Regions from separate parts of the Homo sapiens genome. Here regions 1 and 2 are each linked to region 3. Evidence: chromatin loops called from intact Hi-C (ENCODE). Cell type or tissue: endothelial cell of umbilical vein. All regions are shown on one strand. Links, peaks and the distances in the headings refer to the core of each region. The heading gives the core; the rest is flanking DNA. Region 1 overlaps GAN (gigaxonin). Region 2 overlaps CMIP (c-Maf inducing protein). Region 3 overlaps CMIP (c-Maf inducing protein).

Region 1 (8,298 bases), core at 2,276-7,275, 330 kb before region 3:
CTAAGAAGATTATTATTGTTGTTATTTTTGAAACAAGATCTCACTTCGTTGCCCAGGCTGGAGTACAATGGCATGATCACAGCCCACTTCAGCTTCACACTCCTGGGCTCAAGCGATCCTCCCATTTCAGCCTCCTGAGTAGTTGAGACTATAGACAAATACCACAATGCCCGGCTAATTTCATTATTTTTTGTAGAGATGAAGTCTTGCTGTGTTGCCTCCTATGAACCTCCTGGGCTCAAGCAGTCCTTGTAGCTTGGCTTCCAAAAGTGCTGAGCCACCACCACCCGGCTAAGATTATTTTTTAAATGTTTTATCCAGCAAATTGTTTTTTGCAGAAGAATAACCTAATACGCCATTACATGAAATCGGAAGTTCAGTTGCTCTTAGATCCTGTTTTGAATAGAAAGTGCACACGGATGCCTCAGATCTGGGTATTCCTGGGGTCTAGAATGAACAGATGTGCGCTGCGGTGCAAAAGTTGTATGAGAATCCCAGAGGCTGAGAGGGAACAGAAGAGATGAATTGAGATGGCCCAGAGTTGCCTGGTGACTGAGCGGGTGACGCCAGGCTTCCTTTTTCATTGTAGGGTGGTGGAAATCCCCTCAAAGACAGTAATGAGTAAAGCAAAATGGTCAAAGTGATGGTTTGGCTCCATCACCAAGGATCCAATGGGATGTGATAAAAGCCCTGAATCCAAAGAGAACATTGTTGTCATCAGAGAGTTTCTTCAGATGCTGTTTCTATATATGCTGTGGCGTTTATGGGTGTTGAAGACTCACATTTCATATTTGTGTTTCCTTTGATCTTTGCAGAAGGATTTTTGTTTGTATTCGGGGGCCAAGATGAAAATAAGCAGACTCTTAGCTCAGGAGAAAAGTATGATCCAGATGCAAATACATGGACAGCATTGCCACCTATGAACGAGGTAAAACACTAGTTGGTTGGTTTGTTTGATGTGTTTCTCTTTCCCCTTAGCGCTTCTGTTTGTTTTGTGTCTGAGTTCAGGGAAGAAACGGCAGCCTTGTCAAGCCACCTGCCTCATTCGCTCCAACCTCTCCTTCTAGTGCCCGGCTCTCCTCCCCTTCCTGGCCCTCACTCCTTCTGGCCTCCATGAGTTTCTGAAATCTTCCAGGAATGCCCTCACCCCAGCCTTCACATTTATCCTGCCCTGTGCAGATGCCAGCGTGGCCTGCCCCCTCCTCGCAGCACCTTCTCAGCGGGCCTCCCTCCTGCCTCTTAGCTTTCCTGTCCCCGTCTTCGTACGACGTCTCACCATCTCACGGACCAGGCATTTAAAGTTTTTCACATAAGCTCTTTGATGGCAGAGAATTACATGTGTTCTGGTCAGTATTTCATTTTCAGCACTAGAATCGTGCTTGGCACGTAGGGTTTACTACATAAATATTCATTGACAAACGGACATGAAACACCTAGGGCTTCTATGATCCCAAATAGCCTTGGCCTGACCCTGTCCTCCACAGCCCTTTCTGCCATAGTTTATACTAGCCTTTCCCACGTCAACTTGAAAACACTGCCCTTTGTTATGCAAAAATAATTGTATTGAACCAGAGGTAACAGTTCATTTTCTTGTTGTGAGCTATTATGGGTTAAAAAGTGAGGATTTTCTGATGAACTCACCATGTATTTCTTAAGTTTGTTTTGAGAAGTGGCTTTGGCCTCTCTGGCTGTTGTGCTGGAAGAGTGGGCTGTTAGGGAAGCCAGAAATCTTTAAGAAGCATTACCGGAGAAATGGTTTTGAACGTGGTACTTCCATGCTGGAACACTGGGAAAAAAGATTTCTCTAATTTTTAAAAATAGTTTCAACTTTTATTTTAGACTCGGGGATACATGTGCAGGTTTGTTATGTGTGTATATTGCATAATGCTGAGGTTTGCAGTAAGATTAATCCAGTCTCCCAGGTACCAAGCGTCGTACCCAATAGTTAGTGTTTCAGCCCTTGCTCCTCTCCCTGTCTCCTTGCTCTAGGAGTCCCCATTGTCTATTTTTGCCATCTTTATGTTTCTCTAATTTTTATTAAGTGTATGAATATCAGCTTTCAATATGATCATTGGCCTTGTGTGTTCAGGGATCGCTAATGTAATTTCAGGCAAGACATAACTTCGGAATTGTGGAGATAGATGGGATGCTGTACATTTTGGGAGGAGAGGATGGTGAAAAGGAGCTGATTTCCATGGAGTGTTACGATATTTATTCTAAAACCTGGACAAAGCAACCTGATTTGACCATGGTCAGAAAGGTGAGGACTGCATTTTGTGATAACTAGTCTGTGTACACATTGGATTTTAAACTTAATGTGTCTTCATATCCTGAATAAACCTTTAATATAACTGATGGTGTTAAAAGAATTAACTTTATAGAACTCTCTTTATCGGTAGTTTGCCTTCACTGTCATCAGCCACACACCAAGATAGGAAAGTGAGCGTGTGTGAGAGTTTATCCTGCTTGTGGGCCCTGTGCAGCACCGCTGTGTGTCAAGCTCCACATTTGAGTGTGCAAATGGTGCAGCAGCCACATCTTCCCAACCTATTTTCTTTCTGTCTTTCCCTCTCTTACTCTCTCTCTCTCTTTCCTTTTGTTGTTGAGAGAGGGTCTTACTCTGTTGCCCAGATTAGAGTGCGGTGGCGCCATCTTGGCTCACTGCAACCTCTTTCTGCCTCAAGCAATCCTCCCACCTCAGCCTACTGAATAGCTGGGACTACAGGTGTGCACCACCACACCCAGCTAATTTTTGTTTTTTTAAGTAGAGATAGGGTTTCACTATGTTGCCCCGGCTGGTCTTGAACTCTTAGGCTGAAGCGATCCCCCATCTCTACAAAAAAGTTTTAAATAAAGTTAGCCGGGCACAGTGCTGTGCACCTGTAGTCCCAGCTACCCAGGAGGCTGAGGCGGAAGGATCTGTTGAGCCCAGGAGTTTGAAGCTGCAGTGAACTATGATGGCACCACTGCACTCCAGCCAAGGCAACTGAACGAGACCCTGTCTCTAATAAATAAATAAATAAAAATGAGGCTTTTGAACTTCTTTCAGTTAGTGAAATAGTATCAGTTGGAGTAAGAGCTCCTTTTCTGAAGATTAAGAATATGTGTCTTACTTTGCTCTTCTCATTTTAAAGTCCGGTGTTGTAATACTGAAAAGCACCATCGTTTTACGGTTAGAAATCAAACCCCTTCCTAAATCTCTTTAAGTATGGCCCAGACAGTTTAATATCTGTTCACCTGACCTGAATGAGAAATGTTGCCTCTCCCCCACCATTGTTCTCTGCTTTCAGATCGGCTGCTATGCAGCTATGAAAAAGAAAATCTACGCCATGGGTGGAGGCTCCTACGGAAAGCTTTTTGAGTCTGTAGAGTGTTATGATCCCAGGACCCAGCAGTGGACTGCCATATGTCCACTAAAAGAGAGGAGGTACGTGGCTGTGGGGTGGACTTTGTAGATTCCCTTGCTGTTCACTGGGTCTGGAGCCCCTTACCCTGCCTGGCTTTTGTTCTTTTCTTTCAGAGTAACCTTTTCTTTGACTTGGCATTTCCTGAGAAAGGAAGGCCCACGTAGTAATGCTGCAGAGTTAAACCAGCATAAGAGGAACGCGGGAGTGAGATCTCGCATTGTACAGCTTGTGCCTGATAACGCTGTGTGTGGCCTTTCAGGTTTGGAGCGGTGGCCTGTGGAGTTGCTATGGAGCTGTATGTGTTTGGGGGAGTCCGAAGTCGTGAGGACGCCCAGGGTAGCGAGATGGTAACTTGCAAGTCCGAGTTCTACCATGATGAGTTTAAAAGGTAACTAAGAATGGTTTCACATAGCTACTGCAACTTTTTCTTTGTGCTTTCAGTCGTATTTTAGCTTTGTTTAGTTTTGTTTTCAGTCACTTTATTAAATTATGGATTTAGGAGATAACGTCTCATGCATACTAGATATTTATTCAGTGACTTCACAAGTGCTAGTAACTTAAAATGTCTGCAAATAGAAAATATCTCTAATATGTAGATGAGATCTTGACGCTTAGTTGCTTAAAATCATTTATTGGCTCCCTATAGCTTTTAGGAAAAAGTTTAAAACTCCTTAACTTGTTGGGCATGGTGGCTCACACCTGTAGTCTCAACATTTAGGGAGGTAGAAACTGAAGATTGCTTGAGCCCAGGAGTTAGAGATTTGCCTGGGCCACATAACAAGACCCTGTTCTCCAAAGAAAAATAAATAAACTCCTTAACTTAGCATATATAGCCTTTTGTGATATGGCCTTTGCTTTTTCTGCTACTGACCCAGATACTTTATACCGAGCCACTTTCCCCTGCAAACATGTGTGGTTGTCTCAGCTCTGTTCGTATTGCTGCTACTTGCCTAAAAGCTCCCTTCCCGCTGTCCATCCAGTTAGCTTGGCCTTTTTCAAAACTGCTTAGTTATCAAAACCTAGAGAAAGCCTTCTCATGCCTCCTAGTCTGATTTTTTATCCCTTCATCTATGATTCCATGCCCTCCAGACAAGTCTCTGGGGTTGTAGCTGTTAACTGCAAGCAACTTCAGGGCAAGGTCCACCTTCGTCAGCTCTGTATCCTGGCTTCCAGCATCCTACCTGTCTGTATCAGATGCTTAGTAAAATGTTGATTAAGTGGCTGAGGCTTGATTTCTGAGATTCTTAAAACCTCTGACAAGTGCCACGTATGTCTTGTAGGGTAGATAACATCCTTCTCGATGTCTTCTCTCTTTCCTCACACATTTTATTGTTGTAACCACTGAGCAGTATTCTTATTGCAGTAATATGTTTAAATCCTAAGGGGAAATTGCTGTGCTAAACGTAATTTTATTAGAGTAGTTCAGTCGTGCTACCAGAAGAGGGTGCCATAACATAATGTTTAATTTCATGCTGTTTTAGATGAGGGCACGCAGTGAGCAGTTACAAAGATGCTGCAAATGCATGTAAATGCTGCCTAACATGTATTTTAAATTTAGGGTATTTGCATAGCCTTTTTTTTCAATTACAGGAATAGACTATCTTAGGAAAATTTATTAGAGAGCAGTTTAGAGAATACTTGCTGTGGTAGGGGCAGATTTTCAGACTTCTCTACATTTTTCCTTCCTTGATACATGACTGGGAGGGCTGATTGCCCAAGGGATGAAGTCTTTTTTTTTCTTTCTTTCTTTTTTGGAGACAGTCTCGCTCTGTCGCCCGGGCTAGAGTGCAGTGGCGTGATCTCGGCTTACTGCACCATCTGCCTCCCGGGTTCAAGCGATTCTTCCACCTCGGCCTCCCAAGTAGCTGGGACTACAGGCGCATGCCACCATGCCTGGCTAATTTTTGTATTTTTAGTAGAGGCAGGGTTTCACTATGTTTTCCAGGTTGGTCTCGAACTCCTGACTTAATGATCCGCCCGCCTCAGCCTCTCAAAGTGCTGGGATTACAGGCATGAGCCACCGCACCTGGCCTATCAGGTTGTTACATATTTGTACTGGATAAGCTTTTAATATAACTATCACTTGCTTTAAGTTCATAATAATTAAACGTAAGACTGTGGTTCCTTCTTTGCTGTTTAAAAGCACTTCTCGCCAGGTGCACTGGCTCCAGGCTATAATCCCAACACTTTGGGAGGCCGACGCGGGCAGATCACTTGAGGCCAGGAGTTCAAAACCAGCCCGGCCAACATGGTGAAACCCTGTCTCTACTAAAAGTACAAAAAAAAAAATTAGCCAGGCATAGTGGCACGTGTCTGTAGTCCTGGCTGCTCAGAAGGCTGAGGCATGAGAATTGGTTGAACCCAGGAGGTGGAGTGTGCAGTGAGCCGAGATTGTGTCACTGCACTCCAGCCTGGGCAACAAAGCGAGACCCTGTCTCTAAATAAATAAGAGCACTTCCAAATAAAATTAATGTATATTCAGTTCCTTATTTCTAAGCTCTCTGATGTTTGTAAATAGAATGAAGAAAGCTGTTAATTTATCTTACCAATATAAGATTCTAACATGTTTAGATAACATTAAACACACATATAACACCAAATGCCATGTATTTAATCTTCAAAACAGCACTCTGAAGCGCATGTAGGTACTGTTACTATTCCTATTTTCCATATGAGGAAAGGGTGAGCGGTGTGCCCACAGACACACAAGGAGCAAGAAGCTGAGGTGGGATCTGAACTCAGGCGTTCTGGCCCCAGAGTCCACCTTTTCAACTACCACGCTAGATTGACTTAAAAATATAGGCTTTCCTATAACTATCGATAGAACAAAATAACATGTAGGAGTAGTTTATTTCTTAAAAGATCAGACGCAAATGTGTTATATTGGCATAGTGTGGAAACTGTAGTTGCCGGATGAGCAGTCCATATTTGATTGGAGACCATGTCGATTGTTTTTAAGTAATCTCTTGTCTTTCCTGTCTTTGTTCCCTATTTTTAGGTTAAAACTTTCTGGGAAAAAAGCCATATCTTATTCTTTTCTGTTTTTCTGAATAAAAGCAAAACTGCTTGAAAGGAAAGCAAAGAAATTGCCATAAAGTATTACCAAGCCAGAGCAACAGCTTCATATACCCAGAATGACGGTTTCTCTATTTCTGTTCCTTGTGTCCATATTCTGTTAGTAACACTACTATCCTCCCAGTCATCCATGTTCAAAAAAGGGTCATCTTGGCTGGCACAGTGGCTGACACCTATAATCCCAGAACTCTGGGAGACCCAGGTGGTAGGATCCCTTGAGCCCAGGAGTTCAAGACAACCCTGAGTAACATAGTGAGACCTTGTCTCTATGAATTTTGAAAAAATTCAAAAATGAGCTGAACATGGTAGTCCACGCCTGTGGTCCCAGCTACTTGGAAGGCTGAGGCAGAAGGATCACTTGAGCCTGGGAAGTGGTGGAAGCTGCAGTAGACCATGATCGTGCCACTACACTCCATCCTGAGTGCCAGAGCAAGACCCTGTCTCAGAAAAGGGAATCATCTTGAATTCTGTCTTGTACTTTGCAACTCATCAGTTGCCAGGTCTGGTCCTTTTTTAAATCTTGGTAGCATTTTTCACATTTCCCACCTTCCCTGCCCCGCTGCTACCCTCACAGTTATTCCTGCATCTGTGTAGTGTCATTAGCCTCTGGCCAGCCTTGCCAGTGCAGTTACTTATTTGTGGTTTTGAAAGATGAACCTGACAAAAATCAGCCAGGCATAGTGGCACATACCTTTTTGCTCAGAGTTTTTGATTGCCCTTCTCAGAATTCTTGACTGTTTCCCACTGCTTACTAAACAAAGGTAATAGTTCTTAGCCACCTACTCAGGGTTCTCCATGATTTGAGGTTAAGAAAAAGTTTCACCCTTTTTTAGTATCTTTCTTTCACATATCGTATACTCCAGCTCACTTTTTAAATCCTCTTGTGTTTTACTGCCTCCGTGCATTCGCTTAGCCTAGATGCCCCTCTACTTTAATTTTTTACAGTATATAAGTTAAATTAACTGTTCTTTGAAGTTGAGATCTGTCAGTTTCCTCTTTTGATTCCTGAATATATAACTAGAATAGACATACTTGACAACTGGCAAAATCACCATGCTGGTTCTCTGACACATGGATTGGGAGCCACCATGACAACAAGGGCTAAGTGGAAGTCCCCGGAGCTCTGCTTCCCTACCAAAATAGAAAACCAGAAACAATACTGCATCCTGGGTGAATCTGCAAAAACCATGCCACCATGAAAGAGTAGAAAATGCAGGAGAGGTGATGCCTATCACATCCCCACTTAATTCACCTAGAAAAAGTAGAAAAGTAAAGTGGATCTCGGAAAATCTTGGAAAATTTTTATTTCAAACATGTTATCAATTTTAAAATGTTTGTGTAGCTTGTTTTTAGGTTTTCCTTTTACTTTGGGTTTCTTTTACTCTTTTCTAGCTTCTTTGGGTAGAATTCTACATTACTCATGGTAGATCTTTTGCTTTTTTTTGAGACGGAGTCTCACTCTGTTGCCCAGGCTGGAGTGCAGTGGCGTGATCTCGGCTCACTGCAAGCTCCACCTGCCGGGTTCACACCATTCTCCTGCCTCAGCCTCCTGAGTAGCTGGGACTACAGGCGCCCGCCACCGCGCCCAGCTAATTTTTAGTAGAGGCAGGGTTTCACCGTGGTCTCGATCTCCTGACCTCTTGATCTGCCCGCCTCGGCCTCCCAAAGTGCTGGGATTACAGGCATGAGCCACCGCGCCCAGCCGATGTTTTGCTTTTTTAATGCACACAGAGAAAGTTTTCATAAACTTAATCAGGTGATCATACTGATCCCAAATTCTTTCCCAGACGTAATATCCTCACACAAATGTTGTATC
Region 2 (8,298 bases), core at 1,531-6,530, 190 kb before region 3:
AACCATTTAATTCAGGAGTCATTGGAGATATTATTTTGCTGTTAAAGTGTGCACAGATGTGGAGTGGAATGCAAATTCACAAGGCTCATTAAGATTAACCAGGAGACCTGAGTGGAATCTCCTGGTTGGGGTGGCCGCAGATCACTTTGCGTTTGCCCTGCTTTATATTTGGGGTTCTTGGGGGAACAAGAGGACTGGGTTCTGGGGAAGGGCTGTGAGGGTAGCACTCAGTAGTACTGGGGTGTGAGTCCCATTGCTGCCTGGGACACTGGCCCAGCCTGCTGGAGCTGGACTGATCCGGTGATTTTTGCCTTTCTTGGTTTATTTCCCATTTGGTTTTCCCAGGCTTTTAGTAGAGCCCACTTGGGCAATGCCAACCTATCCACCCATGCTTAACGGAGGAATCAGAGATGATTGAACAGAGAGGAACAAAGCAGGAGCATTCCTCCCCCAACCTTGTTCTAGAGACAAAGTGAGTGCTACATCCTCTACTTTATATTATTTTGAAATATTAAATGTGTGCATTTATTTTTGAATAGATAGGACTTTCATATGATGCACAGCTCAGGAAATCTATAAGGAAATGTGGTGAAAAGTCCCTCTTGCCCTGTGGCCCGGCTGGCTTATCTCCTCCCCAGAGGCCACAGCATCCCTGGTTTCTGATCATCTCCTTTGTGGACATAATTAGGTACATAGACGCAAATACGTACAAATTTGGTTTGTTTAAACGAATGATAGAATCCTGTGCACATTTTCCTGTAATATTTTCTCACTAAACAATAGTGAGGAATGGTTGCATATCAGGACAGCTTCCCTGTTCTCTTTTTGTGGTTACAGAGCATTCTACTCCATAGCTCTATTTGGTCATTTTCTTACTGATGGCTGTTTTTGCAGCCTTTTACTCTTTCAAGCAATGCCATGTGATTATCCATGTATATATATCTTTGAGACAAATGCAAAAATGTCTCTGGGAAAAATTCCTAGAAATGAAATGTCTGAGTCAAAGGTTATGCACCTCTGGAATATTGATAGGTATTTACAGACTGCATTGGGAGTTTCAGCACTCTCCATCAGTCTGAGAGGGTGCTCCGTGAGACAGATCTCAGGACAGCTCCTGCAGGCCTGGGATGGTGTGCAGAATGATCTGATCATGCCTGAGGGACCCACGTAGGCCCCAGGATGGGGATCCTCATGGTGTCTCAGGGCCCCTTCTGATGTATGCTTTTGTCAACTGTGCACTGGGGTTGGGAAGTACTTAGGAGAGCAAGTGTCATGTCTGGAGTGGTTCTCCCTTGGCCTTGCCTGCCATTCCTTTGCTCAGCGTGGAGTCTCCCCTACTCCAGGAATGAACTCTTGAATACAATTCAGGTTCCCTTTCCCTTAGCCTTAAGAGCAGCAGCTTTTATGATGGGAAGGGAATCATTCATTTTATTTTTTTCAAATAAAGATCTACTCTTCAGAGAGAAAAAGTGCCAGCAGGTCCTCATGAAGAACAGATTCATTCAGGTGTCTGCAGGTGTCACCAACACCGTGTGCTCCCCGTGTGGCAGACCTCCTGTGTCCTCAGCTGTCATTGCCCCACAGGGCTCTCTTTAGCTCCATCCTATAGATGCGCAAGCAGGTGCAGAGAGATGTGGCATGGGCAGGACCACCCAGCTGGAGAGCCCACCGGAATGATGCTGATGTGCCCTCAGCCTGCACAGTTCCCTGCCTGTGTGTGTGTCTGGGGGCTTGCTTCCTGTCACCTAGCTCGGCATAACACATTGGTGGGAGTTTGGCTTTGGAGATAGGCACTTGGGTTTGACATTGGGGCTGCCTCCTTCCTGCGTGCACTGCCTCTGGCACCTCTCTGAGCTTCTGGTTTTTTAGCTCTAAAAATGGGAATGACTTTCATGTTGGTGCCTGATGTGCAGGTACTCGGGGGTCATAGTCTGGCTGTCTTTCCCTTCCGCCCACTCTGTCCGCCTCCCTCTGGTCATCCTGAGCAGGTCGAGCCAGGGCGGCCCTAAGCAGAGCCCTACCCTAGGGTTGGGGTCAGGGCTCCAACCCTGGTTTCAGGAATGCTGCCTGGATAACCCAAGGGCATGGTCTGAACAGATGTCTCTTGAGGCCTACCTGCCCCAGCTGCACATCCTTGGGGCTGGGTCTTAACTGGGACCCAGACCCCTCAGCTTGCTGTCTTCCTGTCTCCCTTAACCAGGGAGGAGAGAACAGGTGAGTTTCCTGGTGGGCAGGAGCATGGAAGTGTGATGGATCTGATGCAGTGATTGGCTGGGGGCCCCTTTGTCAGGAGCTCCGGACATCCTGCCCTCACGGAGAAGTCCTGCCCCAAAGGAAGTATGCCTGAATCAGACCTGGCTGGCAAATTGAACCTCATTTTCTGATCAATTTCCATCAGGATTTTAGATGAGGATGCTTTTCCTGTATCTTTAATGGGGCGTTTGGCAAAAGCTCTGCTCACTTTGGCTGTGACTTTGTCTCTTGGGCCTCTATCAAGGTATTGACGACAGTGACGTCAGCATCCTGCTGCGGGGCTGCCACCCTCTTTGTGTTATAGTTCTCAAGGTCTGATCGGGGACGAGGGGGTGCTCGCTCCTCACAGCTGCCCAGGAGCTCCACGGAGCAGGTGTCAGGGCCCTTGTTTCCCTGGGTGTGAGTCGCCCAAGTGGGACCATGATGGCCGCCCTCATCACTTCATCACTGATGTTTTTGCTAATAATAATGATGACAATGTCAATAATGGTAGTGTTATTACCACCTAACATTATTATGTGCTCTCAGCTAAGCACTTGGTTTGGATTAGTTTAATCCTTTGACAGTCTTCTGAGGAAACACTATTGTTAGTAGCCCTGTTTAGGAGGTGAGTAAACTGAGGTTTAGCAAGCAAAGGGACATGCACAAAGTCACACAACCAGCCAGGCACAAAGCCAGGATTTAAGTCCTGGAGGTGCGATTCCAGGTCTTTTCAAAATTACACTTCACTACCACCTTTCTCAGATACTGTGATGGACCAGTCCAAGACCAATGTTTTTTTTTCCTTCATTAAAACAAAAAAAATCACAAATCACAAACCTTTATTTTGTTTTGTTTTGTTTTTTTGGTGAGATAGAGTCTTGTTCTGTCGCCCAGGCTGGAGTGCAGTGGTGAGATCTCAGCTCACTGCAACCTCCACCTCCCAGGTTCAAGCAATTCTCCTGCCTTAGCCTCCTGAGTAGCTGGGACTACAGGTGCATGCCACCTTGCCCACCTAACTTTTATATTTTTAGTAGAGATGGGGTTTCACCATATTGGTCAGTCTGGTCTTGAACTCCTGACCTCAGGTGATCCACCTGATTCGGCCTCCCATAGTGCTGGGATTACAGGCTTGGGCCACAGCTGCCAGCCTAACTTTGGGAAATTTTAAAACATATACTGAGAGCATGGGGGAGTAAAATGAACCCCCATGTACTCATCATCTGCTTCAACAGTTCCCAGCTTATGATGAGTCTTGGGGTGTAGCTGCCTCTGTATGCTTCCCTCTCTCCCAGCCACTGTTTAGATGCAAATCCCTGACATGCTGTTAGTTCATCAGAAATGACTTAAATAGGAATCTCTAAAAAATAAAGTATCTTTTAACAAATAGATATAAATGTAATACCATCCTCATGCCTAAGAAACTAACAATAATTCCTTGATATCAAATGTCCAATGTTCACATTTCCCTAGTTATTTCATTCATGATTTTTACTATTGGTTTGCTCATTTAAGATTCCGGACGTGGTCTACACCCTGTATTTGCTTACTGAAGGTTTTACAATCTCTTTAAGTTAGTCATCTGCCCTGTAGAATTTTCCATATTCTGAGTTTTGCTGATTGCTTCCTCATGGTGTCATTTAACACATTCCTCTGTTCCCTGTATTTCCTGTAGATTTCCTGCATACCTTGTGAATTCCTAGTTTGTTTTTACACAAGGTCTCACTCTGTTGCTCAGGCTGGAGTACAGTTGCATGATCGTGGCTCACTGCAGCTTCAACTTCCCAGGCTCAGATGATCCTCCCACCTCAGCCTTCCTGGTAGCTGGGACTACAGGTGTGCACCACCACGCCTGCCTAATTTTTTGTATGTTTTGTAGAGATGGCGTTTCACCATGTTGCCCAGGCTGGTCTCGAACTCCTGGGCTCAAGTGATCTGCCCACCTCTACCTCTCAAAGTGCTAGGATTACACGTGTGAGCCACTGCACCTGGCCTCTAGTTAGTTTTAGACCTGTGCTGTCCAATACCACGGCCACCAGCCACACATGGTCGCTGAGCACTTGAAATGAGGTCCTCATTGAGATGTGCTCTAAGTGTAAAACGCACACTGGATTTTGAAGACTTAGTATGAAAAAAAATATACAGTATCTCACTACTCATTTTTTGTATTGATTATATGTTGAAGTGATAATATATTTGATATATTGGGTTAAAATATATTATTAACATTGATTTCACCTGTTTTACTTTTTTAAAATGTGGCTACTAGAATATTTAGTTTTAAACATGTGGCTTGCATTGTATTTCTATTGGAGAGCACTGATCTAGAGATTTGGTTGATTTGGATTAAAATTTTCGGCATGATTCCTCTCTAGGTAGGTGTTTCTGTGCACTTCCAGTTGCCTCACTCCAGGGTCCCTCATGCCTTGGTGGGGGTCTTTCTTGCTGTGGTTGATGGGCAGGTTCTGGTGCTGGCTGCCTGATCTATCCATCACCACCCCCATCACCTTTCCTGCTCATGTTCCAGTGGGCACCAGCAATCACTGCTCAGGTGCATTATTTCATTAGAGATTGCAAAGGGCAGGTGTTTTAGCTCTACCTTTCCTTCCTCATTTGTCAGATGGGATCATCCGAAGAAGGGCTTCACTTCATCAGCTACATGGTTGTTGCAATGTTTAGTGTGTACAGGAAAGGCAGCAGAAATGCTTCACTCTTCCCCTTTGTATCAAGTTTAGAGTAATAAACTGATTTTGTAGCATCTTCCAAAGGTTTTTTTTTAAATATCAACATGAATTCATGGATTTAAATTTATATTTGATGAATTTCTTTTTTATTAATAAAATTAATTGGCCACAAAATAATTATAATTAAAATAATAATTTTTTTTGAGACAGAGTCTTACTCTGTCACCCAGGCTGGAGTGCAGTGGCATGATCTCAGCTCACTGCAACCTCTGCTTCCTGGGTTCAAGCAATTCTCCTGCCTCAGCCTCCCAAGTAGCTGGGATTACAGGCACGCACCACCACACCCAGCTAATTTTTGCATTTTTAGTAGAAATGGGGTTTCTCCATGTTGCCCAAGCTGGTCTCAAACTCTTGGTCTCAAGCAATCCGCCCTCCTCAGCGTCCCAAAGTGCTGGGATTACAGGCGTGAGCCACCATGTCCGGCTTATTTGATGAATTTCAATTCCTTGCAGTTACTATTCTTTTGGATGCTCCGGTTGGCCCATTTTTGGCTGGTGGGAGCTTTTGAGTTTTGATTTTGATCCCTTGCCCTCTGGTAAACCTCTGAGTTCTTTCCTCTTCTTGGTAGGTTGGAAGATTCTCCCCCTAGATCGAGTTTTCGTAGAGCGGGGCCTGCCTGCATCCGTTGCTGCTCACCAGACCCAGAGTGTGGGGCTTCCTGCCAGCAGGCTATTCAGAGGAGCCGCCTTTCTCTTGGGCCTGGTTGCCAAGGTCCCAGCAAGAGGCTGGAGTTGAGGAGACAGCCAGCGCGGCTGGCCTGGGCCCCACGCATAGTAGGTGTTCCGGAAACGGCTGTTGAGTGAATGACAGGACTGCAAGCTGATCTGCCATACCACCTGGCTGGAGTGGGCTCCTTTCCACCCCGGGATTCTCCAGGAGGCCAGTTTGCAAATAGAGCTGGCCTTTGTTTCTCTGCCGTGTCGGGGACACCTTCCTGGGGCTGAGCCGGCGTGGAGCTGGGATTGTACCTCCAGCTTGTGCTGAGGGTGCTGACTTGGGAACCCCCCGGTCCGTTCTGGCCTGGCTGCTGTGCAGACCCGTGGGTCTAGGCAATGGGGCAAGGGTCAGATGGGTCAATTCCCAGAGTGGAGCTGCCTCCTGTTTCCAGGCCAAGCCGTTTTGCAAGGGACACAGGCATGGCCCTAGCTGGCTCCAGACTTAGTGCCATTACTTCCTGGTGTGAATATTTAAGATTCCAGCTCTCGGATCCTCTGGGCTGGCTTTCATTCCACTGACTTGCAACCTTTGCCCTGTTGTCTTTGCCCAAACCATATTTGCTGCGCTTCCCTCAGCCTAGGTGGGGCATTCTTGCCCCCACTGCCCAGTGCAATCCTGGGGCTAGAGGAAGGCTTTGTGTTTTGACCCCAAAACAGACCATGGGGTTTCCGTTGTGGTTGCTGCTGCTAGTTTAAAAGAAAAACAACAAAAACAAAACAAAACAAAAACGCCGCCAGCTTTGTTGATGTCCAGTGAATCTTCATCCCTAAAATAATGCATTTGTTTATGGAGACTGACTTCATGTATTTACTATAGAAGAGACTAGAATCCGGTGACACTTCCAGTCTATTTGAGGAATGGATTTGCATCTGGTTTTGTGGTGAAGAGGGTAGGTGTCCCAGCCCATGCAGTTGGAGGGGTGGGGCAGGCAGGGAGGAGGAGGGTGGCTGAGAAAGCTTCCCCTTTGTGGGGGCGTGTGGCCACCTCCAGAGGATCAGGGTGAGGGAAGCTTCCAGAAGTGGCATGAGGAGGGAGGAAGAGGCAGCCCAGTTTGACCTTAGGAACGAGGCTAACTTGGGGTGCAGTGGTCAGGAGTGTGACGAGACCATCCAGGTTCCAACCCAGCTGGCTACTCATTAGTCCATGACCTTAGACAAGTGGTTTGCGCTCACTGAGCCTCCATTCTTCATCTGCAAAATGGGTGTACTGTGAGAATTAGATGGGACAGCCTATTAATTAAGACTTTAGCGTGGCTCTCAGCACCGCATGGGCACCCCTGGTAGATCTAGTGTTGCGGTCAATCGCGGTGGCTCTGGAGCCTGAGAGCCCAGGAGAAGGTCATGGCTTCACCCCTTATAACCTGGGTCCCCGTGGGTTTGTTTCCAGACTTCTCTGTGCCTCAGTCTCCTTATCTGTAAAGTGGAGGAAACAGTATTTCCTGCTTCCCAGGGTGGTTGTGAAGATTAAGTGACTTAATACACAATCCTTAGGCTGCTGCCTGGCCTGTGTGTGTGCCGTGCCAGTGTGCGCCATGGTGGCTCTAGCTGTTGCTCATACTAACATCTTTCAGAGGAGCTACCACAGACCAAGTGGGGCGCTGGGGTCCAGTAACAGAAAATGCGATGAACACTCCCCTGAGCATCGTTGTTCGAGGGCCTGCTGTGTGCCAGGCCCAACAGCCCTGGAGGAAGGTCATATCCTTCCCATTTTCCAGAGCTGGAGACTGAGGCCAGGAGGTGACCCATGGCCACGTGGCCTGTCCTGGCAGGAGTGCCCTGTCCCAAAGCTCTCAGCCTTTTCCCTGTGCCAGACCGTCTTCTCCCAGTTAAACTAGAAGCATGACTCCAGCAGAGAGAAACCTACTGGGGGCTGTGCTTTATTCTGGGCTCTAGGGCTGAAGGATTGACCGGGCAGGTGAGGCTGAACCCTCTCACCTGTCAGCGAGGCCTCAAAATGACTCACAGCTGAAAGGAACACCTTGGCCTTCTGATTCTCATCCTTGAAGCGTTGTGGTCCCTCACGCTTCTAGATGGAAAAACACAAGGTCTGTGTTGGAGGGCACTGACGTGTGTGGCGATGTAAGGAGAGGCACAGCTGATCTTGGCTTTGAAGGCTGGGTGGGCGGGCACCACTGGGCTTCTGTTTCAGAGAACGCACTATTGATTTACTATTGAGTGCTTTGGGAGCACAGGGCCAGGGCTGGGGATAATGGGAGGCGTGTTTCGTCAGCCCAAGAGCATCGTTAAGTGGCCATCAGGAAATCACAGGGCTGGAGGGGCTCTCAAATGAAGCATCACCGGCTTTATTCTTTTAGCAAATGTGTATCCTGCACCAGGCGCTATTCTAAGGACCGGAGGTTGGTAGCTGTGCCAGTCTGGGCCTGTTTGCCCTTGGGGTCCGTTCCTTGTCCTTGCTCTGATCTGCTGGGTGTGGTCGGGAGCCAATCTCTGTAGGTTCTTGTGTCCCAGGCTCCCGTGTCACTGGATTCAACCCGTGGGAGGAGCTGCTAGGAGGTTGGAAGGCAAGAGGAATGGAGAAGCCAGTGTTTCTACCTCCCTCAGTCTCCAGAGGCCACTCTGATGGCACCTGCAACTCCTCCGTGGCT
Region 3 (8,298 bases), core at 1,969-6,968:
ATGAGAAGTTCACCAAGTGAGTGTCTGGGCACCGCCCTCATTCCATTCTGGCACGCACGGCCTCTGTCCTGAGGTCTTCCCTCCGTGGCCCATGCATTCTGGGAGGCAGTGGTGGCTCCTCTTGGCAGTTCTCTTGAGACACGTGTCCCTGATCCACCGCCTTGCCCAGCTCCCTGGCCCGTTCTTCCTTGACACCATCCCCTCCCCTTCCCACACCTCCCACTCAGTTCCAGACCCCGGCAGTAACTCCGGCCGCCTCGTCTCTTCCAGGGAACTGAAGTACGTGATTCAGAGGTTCGCCGAAGACCCCAGGCAAGAGGTGAGGCCTTTGTTTCTGCATCTCAGGCCGGCTGTCTGGGGATGGCAGGATGCACGAGGGCCCCTTAGAGGCCTTCTGAAGCTTGTCACCAACAGGCATTCAGAACAGCTTTCAGAGACCCATTGCCTGTGTATAAACACATCCCCGCCTGGTGCAGAGCCCAGCCTGTGATGTCAGTGTTTTACTGTAAACGCCGGCTCACCGGGGGTGGTTTTCCACTGGCTGGTGGTTTCTGCCCGCAGCCGAGGCCTTGATTTCGGGCTGGGCTGGCATGGCAGCTCTCAACCAGCTCTGAGGCAGCATTTTGATCCTGTCTGGTTCTGCTATTATGTGAATCACTGGGCAGAGCAAGGAATCTGAGCTGGGATTCAGAGCTGGGTTTTTATTTCCCGGTCATGGTGGCCAAGGGTTTCCCTGAAGGGCTGCTGTGTCCCTCACCAAAGCTGGGCTTCCAGGGAGAGGGCAGCCTTCCACCTTCTGCCCCTGAGCCTGTGCACATGGGCAGGGACCTAGGCAGGCAAGGAAGCCAGCCTGTAGCCCTGGGCCCGCATCATCTGATAGTAACAGCACCAGCAGCTGTCTTTTAGGAGGTGCTGTGCCCCGGGTCACACACATTCCTTTTCTCATGCCTCACAGCATCCCTGTGAGTGTCTTCTATAGTATTCCCAGTGTTGCGCGGCTGGTCCACGACTGAGGCAAGATTCGAGCCTGGTGCTGATAACCATCTCACTGCACTGTGTGCTGTGCTCTGAGATGCTCACAGCCTGCTTCTCTGTGTGCATGAGTTCTGGGTGTGGTAGCGCCCTAACTCCCAGTTGAGGACAGACCTAGACTCGTGCTCCCGGCAGAACAGGGGGAAGGATGAGCAGAGGACAGGGGGAGTTCCTCTCCATAGAGCCATCCCCAGGAGGCTTCCTGGAGAAGGTGGTACTGAACTGGCTGGACTTAGCTAAATGGGTCAAACTGGACCTTAGTCTGGAGGGTGGAGCATGGTGTTTGAGAAGGAATCTGAGGACACATGGACACCAAGGTCTTGCCATGTCCAACCATGGCAGGTCTCTCTGACTCAGAACCCACAGTTTATCAGGCTGTAATTCCAGAAGTTCTAGAGTACTTGTTCTCAAACTATATTACCTGAGGAGCTTGTTCAAAAGGCAGACCCCCCTGCCGCCGCATCCCTTCCCGGTTCCAGCTCACGGGGCCTGGGTGGAGCCAAGCATATGCGTTTTGATGCGTTTTGAACAAGCATCCCAAGTGGTTCTGAGGGGCTGGTCTCCAGGCCACACTGAAAAACCGAGTTCTGGAGGGATCTTGAAGACTCTAGTTCCAAAACACCGCAATTCTAAACACCGATTTCCCTAAGTGTTCCTCAGGCATGGAGGGAAAAAGGAGAAACGGTGGATATGGTGCTTTTAAATGTCAGGGACCAGTGAGTGTCTCCATTTTTCTTAAACTTAAGTCTTTCCTTGCCACCTGTGAAGACAGCGTCTCAGAATTCTCCTGGGAACTGAGCCTTAATTCAAACCCAGCCTTTGACGCTGGGAGAACAAAAGTGGCATCAGCTGCTTCTCAGAGTAGAGAGGCAGGGCCAGCTGCTGGGAGGGTAATTCTCAAACCAGGGAAATGTGCATGAGGCCCCGAGTGACCTGCCGGTCTGGAAGGAGCCAGCTCCCCTGGCCAAGGTCCCACACCCAGGCCCTTGTTCTCCTGTTTGCCTCTTTCTTTTCTCTGCTGATTCTCTCTCCCTTTTCCTCCTCACTCTTCTTTCTCCCTTCCCTTCTACCTTCTCCTTCCTAAATGAAGCCAAAGTTGTTTCCTTTAAAATTATTTGCTATATTTGTTGAATAGCATCTCAACACTCCTAAGTCCTTATTGCTTTGAAGTCGATAAGGGAACCCTTGATATTCTTCCAGCTCAGAGGGAAAAATAAAAGCCACTGCCTTTGTTTTCTGTGTGCTCGTGTGTGGGTTGTGATCAGTTTAATATCTGTGGGTAACAGATTCTTGGCAGCCAATCGTCCTTTCCTAAAGGAAATGATGAGGAACTTCTCTCAGCTTTCTTCGGAGGACAGGAGGAGGTGGGGAAAAGTCCTTTGTGTTTCCTGCACGCCCTTGCTCTCATGCTCTGTCTCTCTCCCTCACTCTCCCCGCTCTCCATCCTCTCCCTCCTTCCCTCTCTCTCTGTGTAATCACAGCAGGGGCCAGAGTGGATGTGGAATTCCTCCCATACACACACACACGTGTGCTCACATGCACAAACAGGCCCATCCACACAGACACACAGCTCTGGGAAGGAATGTGAGAGCTGTGCTTTTGGCACTGAAATTGCCCCCAGCCACGGACAGATCCTTCAGTGGAGGGGGACAAAGACTCAGGGAAGGAAGTGGGGATGAGACCTAACAAGAGAGGGTGGCAGAGTCCCAAAGAGGGGGAGAGAGAGAGAGAGAGAGAGATTAGCAGGGCAGATACCTGGAGGGGAGGATGGTGCCTGCACAAGTCAAGAAAGGGAGGGCAGAAGGCACACACCCAAGAGGGAGAGTCAGTGCTGGGGGCAGCAGAACCCCAGAGAGGCAGCAGGGAGAGGTTTCTAGAGAAAGAGGGCAGAGAGCACGGGAGAGGAGTTAGAAACACAGAGAGAGGAGGACAGAGAACCAAACAGAGAACGGAGACCCAGGAGATGGCCCCACCCAGAGGAAGGCATAGCAGAAGGAGAAAGGGGGCAGGAGAAAGGGAAAAGGGGCTGATTGTGGGCGGTTGCTCTGGGCATCTCTACCTGCTGCAGCCACAGGCCCGCTTCATTCAGATCAGCCAATCAAGCCGGGGCCTGCCCTCCCTCCTGTGCAGCTGACAGCCAGTAGCCAGAGTCCCCTGGGGTGTGGGGGCCACGGTATTTCCCGAAAGACCTTTCATGGCATTTGGTGGAAGGCTGGGGGTTGCTGGAGGAAACAAAGTTAAGCGGGTTTCTTGACTGCAGGACTTGCCTGAGCCTTTCCCATTCATGTGTGCAGATCATGGTCGCCCTTGTCACCGGGGCTGCATGCAGCTCACACTTGTGTCTTCCCTTGTCTGGCAGGTCCACTCATGCCTGCTGAGCGTGCGGGCCGGCAAAGATGGCTGGTTCCAGCTCTACAGCCCCGGAGGGGTGGCCTGCGACGATGACGGGGAGCTGTTCGCCAGCATGGTACGCAGTGGGACCCCAGTGGGGTGACTTCCAGGGGTCCCTGGGCTTGCCATGCCTGACTAGTAAAACAGCCGTCCCCCATCCCCTGGGGCCAGCCCCGGAGTTTCCCGGCTAACACAGTGCTGATCATGAAGGTGGTGGTGGTGGTGGTGGTGATGGTGACCGTGACTGTCACTTACTCATTTCTTATCTGAGGCTCCAAGCCAAGCACTTGGCTTTCCCAGTTGCACTCAGCTCTCACAGCACAGTGAGAAGACGACACATGTCATTGCCCCATTTTATACCCAAGGCAGCTAAAGCCTGGGCCGTTACTGCCTAAGGTCACACAGTTCATTGCCATGGTTATGTTCCTACAAGAAATTGAGTGCCCAACGGGACCAGGGATTCTGGAAGGCACTGCAGGTCCACCAGCTTGTTTAATCCTTACAAGGAGGTGTCGCGGTCAGGGGGATTGTTCCCACTATCATGAGGGGTCTGAGGTCACCAAACCAATAGCTGCATCCATGATAACTTTCTTTGTGCCCGGCACTGTATCCGGCACTTCATATGCACTATCCTTTTTTATCTGTACTGCATCCTTGTTGCTGAATTACACCTCTGTTGAAACAGAGGCCCACAGAGGTTCGGTGGCGTGCCTGGGGTCCCACAGGCCTTCTGTTTCCAAGCCCTTCCTTGGCCAGGCACACATGGCTTCTTCCAGGAGTAAAGGGCCACAGACTCTTCCTCCCCCAGGGCAGATGCTGCACCCTAGTGGCCAGCAGCCTCGCCGACTCCACTTGCTGAGAAAACCAGCTCCATTTACTGGTCACTGGTGCTCCCACACTCAAACTGGGCTTCCAGTCGCAGCTCTGCTGGGAGCTAGCTTGTTGACCTTGGGCTGGTAACTTGCCTCTGCCAGCTTCAGCCCCTCGTCCGGGAGCCTCGCATTGGCCTCTCGAGGTTACCGCAGCGATCGCATGCAACAGTAGATGCACGGCGCCCGGCGGGCCGGCACAGTCGCTGCTCGGAAATGACGCCGGTGGTGATTCTCCTCTCTGCTGGGTGGCTGGTTTGGCTGTCCACACTGAACTCAGCAGAGATGTTTGTGCAGCGATGACAAATTGAGGCGCTGCCCCTGGGAGCTTCTTGAAAAGGGCTTATTTTTAGGCCCTTTGCCTCATGCACTCCCTCGCCACTCCTCGCCGGCCACCCCAGGCCTCTCAGGGCCCTGCGCATCTAGGAACATGCCTGCCCCTGCCAGCCTGCACCACCTCTCTCGCGCTCTCGGTCACCTCTCGGGTTCTCCTCTGATGTCACAGCTTCACCATAGCAACGCTCAGCTGCGCCCCCCCGCCCCCGCCCCCACCCTACAATGTGAGGATTCGGTGCAAGAAAGCGCAGGGAGCTGGCGGCTTCCCAGCCCGAGAGATTGCATTTGTATGCCAGAGCTGTTCATGATGGAGCGGAAAAAATATACACAAGGAAGGAAGCAGGCAGCCGCTGGATGGAAGTGTGTTGTTGCCATGGAGATGCATGGCTTGGAAGCCGGCCCCTTGATGAGGCTGCTTTCTCCACCGCCAAGGGCATTTGCCATTGTGTGAAGTTGGAGGAAAGCCAATGGGGTGTCGAGGCCTCCCCCCAGCCCCGGTGACCGGGGACCCCTGCCCTTGGGCCCCCATCGCCCATGCACCAGAACAAAAGACCGCCCAACACATAACCCAAGAGGAAGCAGGATTTGCCAATTCTTGGATTCCTGGGGCGCAGGCAGTCTCCCAAAACACCCTTCCGAGCTCACAGCGGGCTTGGCAGAGGTGGCTGGGCTTCGTCACGTCCCCTACCCCATACATGTGCGAAGGCTGCCTAGAAGTTTCTACGTGGTTCCAGCGGTGCCAGGAATTCAAAGGATCAACTGTCAGCAGACTCCCGAGGGGAGCAGGGGAGGGGGCTTTTTTGTTTTTGGCAGTAAAATACACATCATATAAAAGTGTGCATCTGTAAGCACACCGTTCAGTCACACTGAAGACATTCATGTTGTAACACAACCATCACCACCGTTCATCTCCAGAACGTTCTTATCTTCCGAAACTGAAACTCAGCATCCATTACACACTGACTCCCCCTTCCTCCCGGCCTCAGTCCCTGGCAGCCACTTTTCCTTTCTGTCTCTGAATTTCCCTATCCAGGTACCTCATGTAAGTGGAGTCAGAGTCTCCTTCTGCTTAAAACTTCAACGTAATAAGTGTTTCAAACATCAGAACTTTTATAATGGCAGGAGATTACATATTTAGAGATTCTATTACAGATTCTTGAAAAAACTAGCAAGGGCCGGGCACAGTGGCTCACGCCTGTAATCCCAGCACTGTGGGAAGCCGAGTTGGGTGGACCACTTGAGTTCAGGAATTCAAGACCAGCCTGGCCAACATGGTGAACCCCATCTCTACTAAAAATAGAAATAAATTAGCCAGGTATGGTGGTGCATGCCTGTAATCCTAGCTTACTAGGGAGGCTGAGGTGGGAGGATTGCTTGAACCCAAGCGGCAGAGGTTGCAGTGAGCCAAGATCGCACCACTACACACTCCAGCCTGGACAATAGAGCGAGACTCCATCTCAAAAAAAATAAAAATAGCAAGGGCTACATTTGTTTAAATCAAGAGACCTTAAATTGCATTCTAGTCAGCTTTTATTGCATTTAGTATTATAGATTTATACAAAAGATACCCTTGCTGAGCTGGGGCTTATAGTTAAATCAGGTACTACTAAAAGGCAAAAGACAGAATGAAAAGAGGGATCATGAACGTGACTTTCGCGACTGGCTTATTCCACTCAACATAGTGTCCTCAGGGTTCATCTGGGTTAGATCGTGTGCCAGGGAGGGGTTTCTTGCATCCCCCTGGGGCCTGGTGATCCTAGAACACCTGGCTGTCTGGACAGCGTGTAGGCAGGTCTGTTCAACGGCTCTTGGGCTCACTTCCTGCCAGCACGCTGGAGGCTGGCACTGGGTGTCTCTGTCCCTTCACCTGGGCCTTCTTGCCTCACAGGTGCACATCCTCATGGGCTCCTGTTACAAGACCAAAAAATTCCTGCTCTCCCTGGCAGAAAACAAGCTGGGTCCCTGCATGCTCCTGGCACTGAGGGGGAACCAGACCATGGTGGAGGTAAGGAGCTGGTCGGGGTCCCTGGTGGGGTGGCTGGCTCCCCGTCCCTTGTCCGTGCCGATAGAGCATCTGCTGGGAGCCAGGAGCTGCTGCAGGCACGGGGGGCAGTGGGTGAGGCGTGCAGTCCCAGCCGTCCTGAGCTTAGTGGGAGCCTCGAGCCTTCATCATGCAGTGTATTTGTTTCTGTTGTGATCCAGCTGATCCATTGATCAGTGGGGTTGGGGACGCTTCTGTTCTGCTCATTTATTGCTGTGTAACAAACCACCTCTAAGTGAGGGCTTTAAAACAAGATCGTTCATTTCTTTTGCACATGGGCATTGGGGTACCTGGGCGCAGCTACGCACTTCTCACCTGGGGCCTCATCAGTCAGATGGGGCCAGGTTGGGTTAGCCCCAAGGCTTCTCGCATTGGCCTAAGAGGCCTCAGACAATGAGGGCTTTGGCGGCTGGGGCTCCCCAGCCGCACCCTTCACCTCGTGGCCTCCAGGTAGCCTGTCCACCTGCCAAGAACACACACACCCAGCCCCACAGGTCACCCCTCACCTGCTGCTGCTCCTCTCTCTCCCTGCACGCTCCAAAGTCCCCAGAAGCCTGAGACTCCCAGAGCAACTGTCCCAAAGTCCCCAGAAGCCTGAGACTCCCAGAGCAACTGTCCCAAGGGAACCAAGGCAGAAGCCATGTCACTTTTTAACTTAGCCTCCCTTGGAAGGCAGGCGGCATCACTTCTGCCACATCCTCCTGCTGGCAGTGAGTCACCGCGGCCGGCCCTCAGTCAAAGCCGTGGGAGCTAGACTTCACCCCTCAGTGGGAAGAGCATCGAAGAGTTGGCAGGCGCAGCAAAGCCATGGGAGCTCCCGTGGAAATGAGAGTTCGGGCAGATGTGAGCCCTGGGGAAGAGGCAGCGGGAAGGTGGGAGCTGAGCAGGCTGTGGGGACATCCCGGGCGGAGGCTTGCTGGAGGCCAGGGTGGCTGGAACACAGGGAGCCAAGGGGCAAGAGGTCTGGGATGTGGCTGGATGGGCATGAAGAGCCTTCTGGGTACCTAGAGGTGCTGGGAAGGAGTTTGGATTTAATCTTGGCTGTCCTGTGACAGGGATTCGGAGGCCATGGGGGAGGGCTGAGCAGGGAGACAGGAGACAGGCAAGAGGCGCTGTGAGAAGCGTGGGCTGAGTGACCTGCTCCTTGGTGAGTGAGAAGTTCTAGAACTGAGCACCATGGCATGCACCTGTAGTTCCAGCAACTTGGGATGCTGAGGTAGGAGGATCACTTGAGCCCAGGAGGTTGAAACTAGCCTGGGCAACATAGCAAGACCTCATCTCAAAAAAAAAAAAAATCGTCATTGGAAAGGGAATGTCAGAGGCAGGGCTGTCAGGCGTGTTGACCCCCAGGCCGAAGAGCCACATGTGCAGTCATGAGGCCCTCTAGGAAGCTGTGTGGTAGATGGGCCCAGGGCTCTGAGCCATTCCGTGAGTTTGAGCACCTACTTCATGACAGCCACTGGGGAAGGAACTGGGGAGAGAGAGGTGTCTTAACTTCTGGCCTTTCCACCAGTGCTCAGGGGCCTGCAAACATCCCCCGGGGGCCTGCCCCATGTCCAGACACCGCACGGTAAGCAGATGCCTGGGAGACTCCCATGTCCATTGACATTTGAACCTGGAGAACCTCAG

The links. A loop is a pair of places that touch in the nucleus more often than their neighbours do. Peaks named below come from ENCODE experiments on the same cell type or tissue, not always from the same donor. Only the 100,000 strongest peaks of a DNase experiment are listed, where the experiment ranks them.
Region 1: a loop joins it to region 3, with 9 times the contacts of the local background. A loop is called at or near these places in 8 of 110 quality-filtered maps.
Region 2: it touches region 3 in a loop (4-fold over the local background); 3 of 110 quality-filtered maps call a loop at or near these places.

The regions. Positions count from the first base shown.
Region 1 is chr16:81,361,684-81,369,981 of GRCh38, forward strand. GAN (gigaxonin) reads left to right here. Exons shown (of 11, transcript NM_022041.4): 6 at 816-928; 7 at 2,111-2,260; 8 at 3,291-3,427; 9 at 3,667-3,795. Among named protein-coding and RNA genes, the nearest start is that of MIR4720, 19 kb to the right of the region's middle. In endothelial cell of umbilical vein, for the core only: a CTCF peak has its summit at 4,851 (motif pointing right); DNase peaks (open chromatin) are centred at 4,848 and 6,338; H3K27ac peaks cover 758 bases.
Region 2 is chr16:81,507,636-81,515,933 of GRCh38, forward strand. All of the region lies in intron 1 of CMIP (c-Maf inducing protein), which reads left to right. Among named protein-coding and RNA genes, the nearest start is that of MIR7854, 22 kb to the right of the region's middle. RefSeq lists enhancers at 5,218-6,048, 5,756-5,885, 8,279-8,298. In endothelial cell of umbilical vein, for the core only: no CTCF peak of the experiment used is centred there; DNase peaks (open chromatin) are centred at 3,856 and 5,666; H3K27ac peaks cover 3,868 bases.
Region 3 is chr16:81,693,169-81,701,466 of GRCh38, forward strand. It overlaps CMIP (c-Maf inducing protein), which reads left to right. Exons shown (of 21, transcript NM_198390.3): 12 at 1-16; 13 at 271-319; 14 at 3,392-3,499; 15 at 6,517-6,633. Among named protein-coding and RNA genes, the nearest start is that of PLCG2, 82 kb to the right of the region's middle. In endothelial cell of umbilical vein, for the core only: a CTCF peak has its summit at 4,254 (motif pointing left); DNase peaks (open chromatin) are centred at 2,353, 4,263 and 4,963; H3K4me3 peaks cover 106 bases; H3K27ac peaks cover 3,665 bases.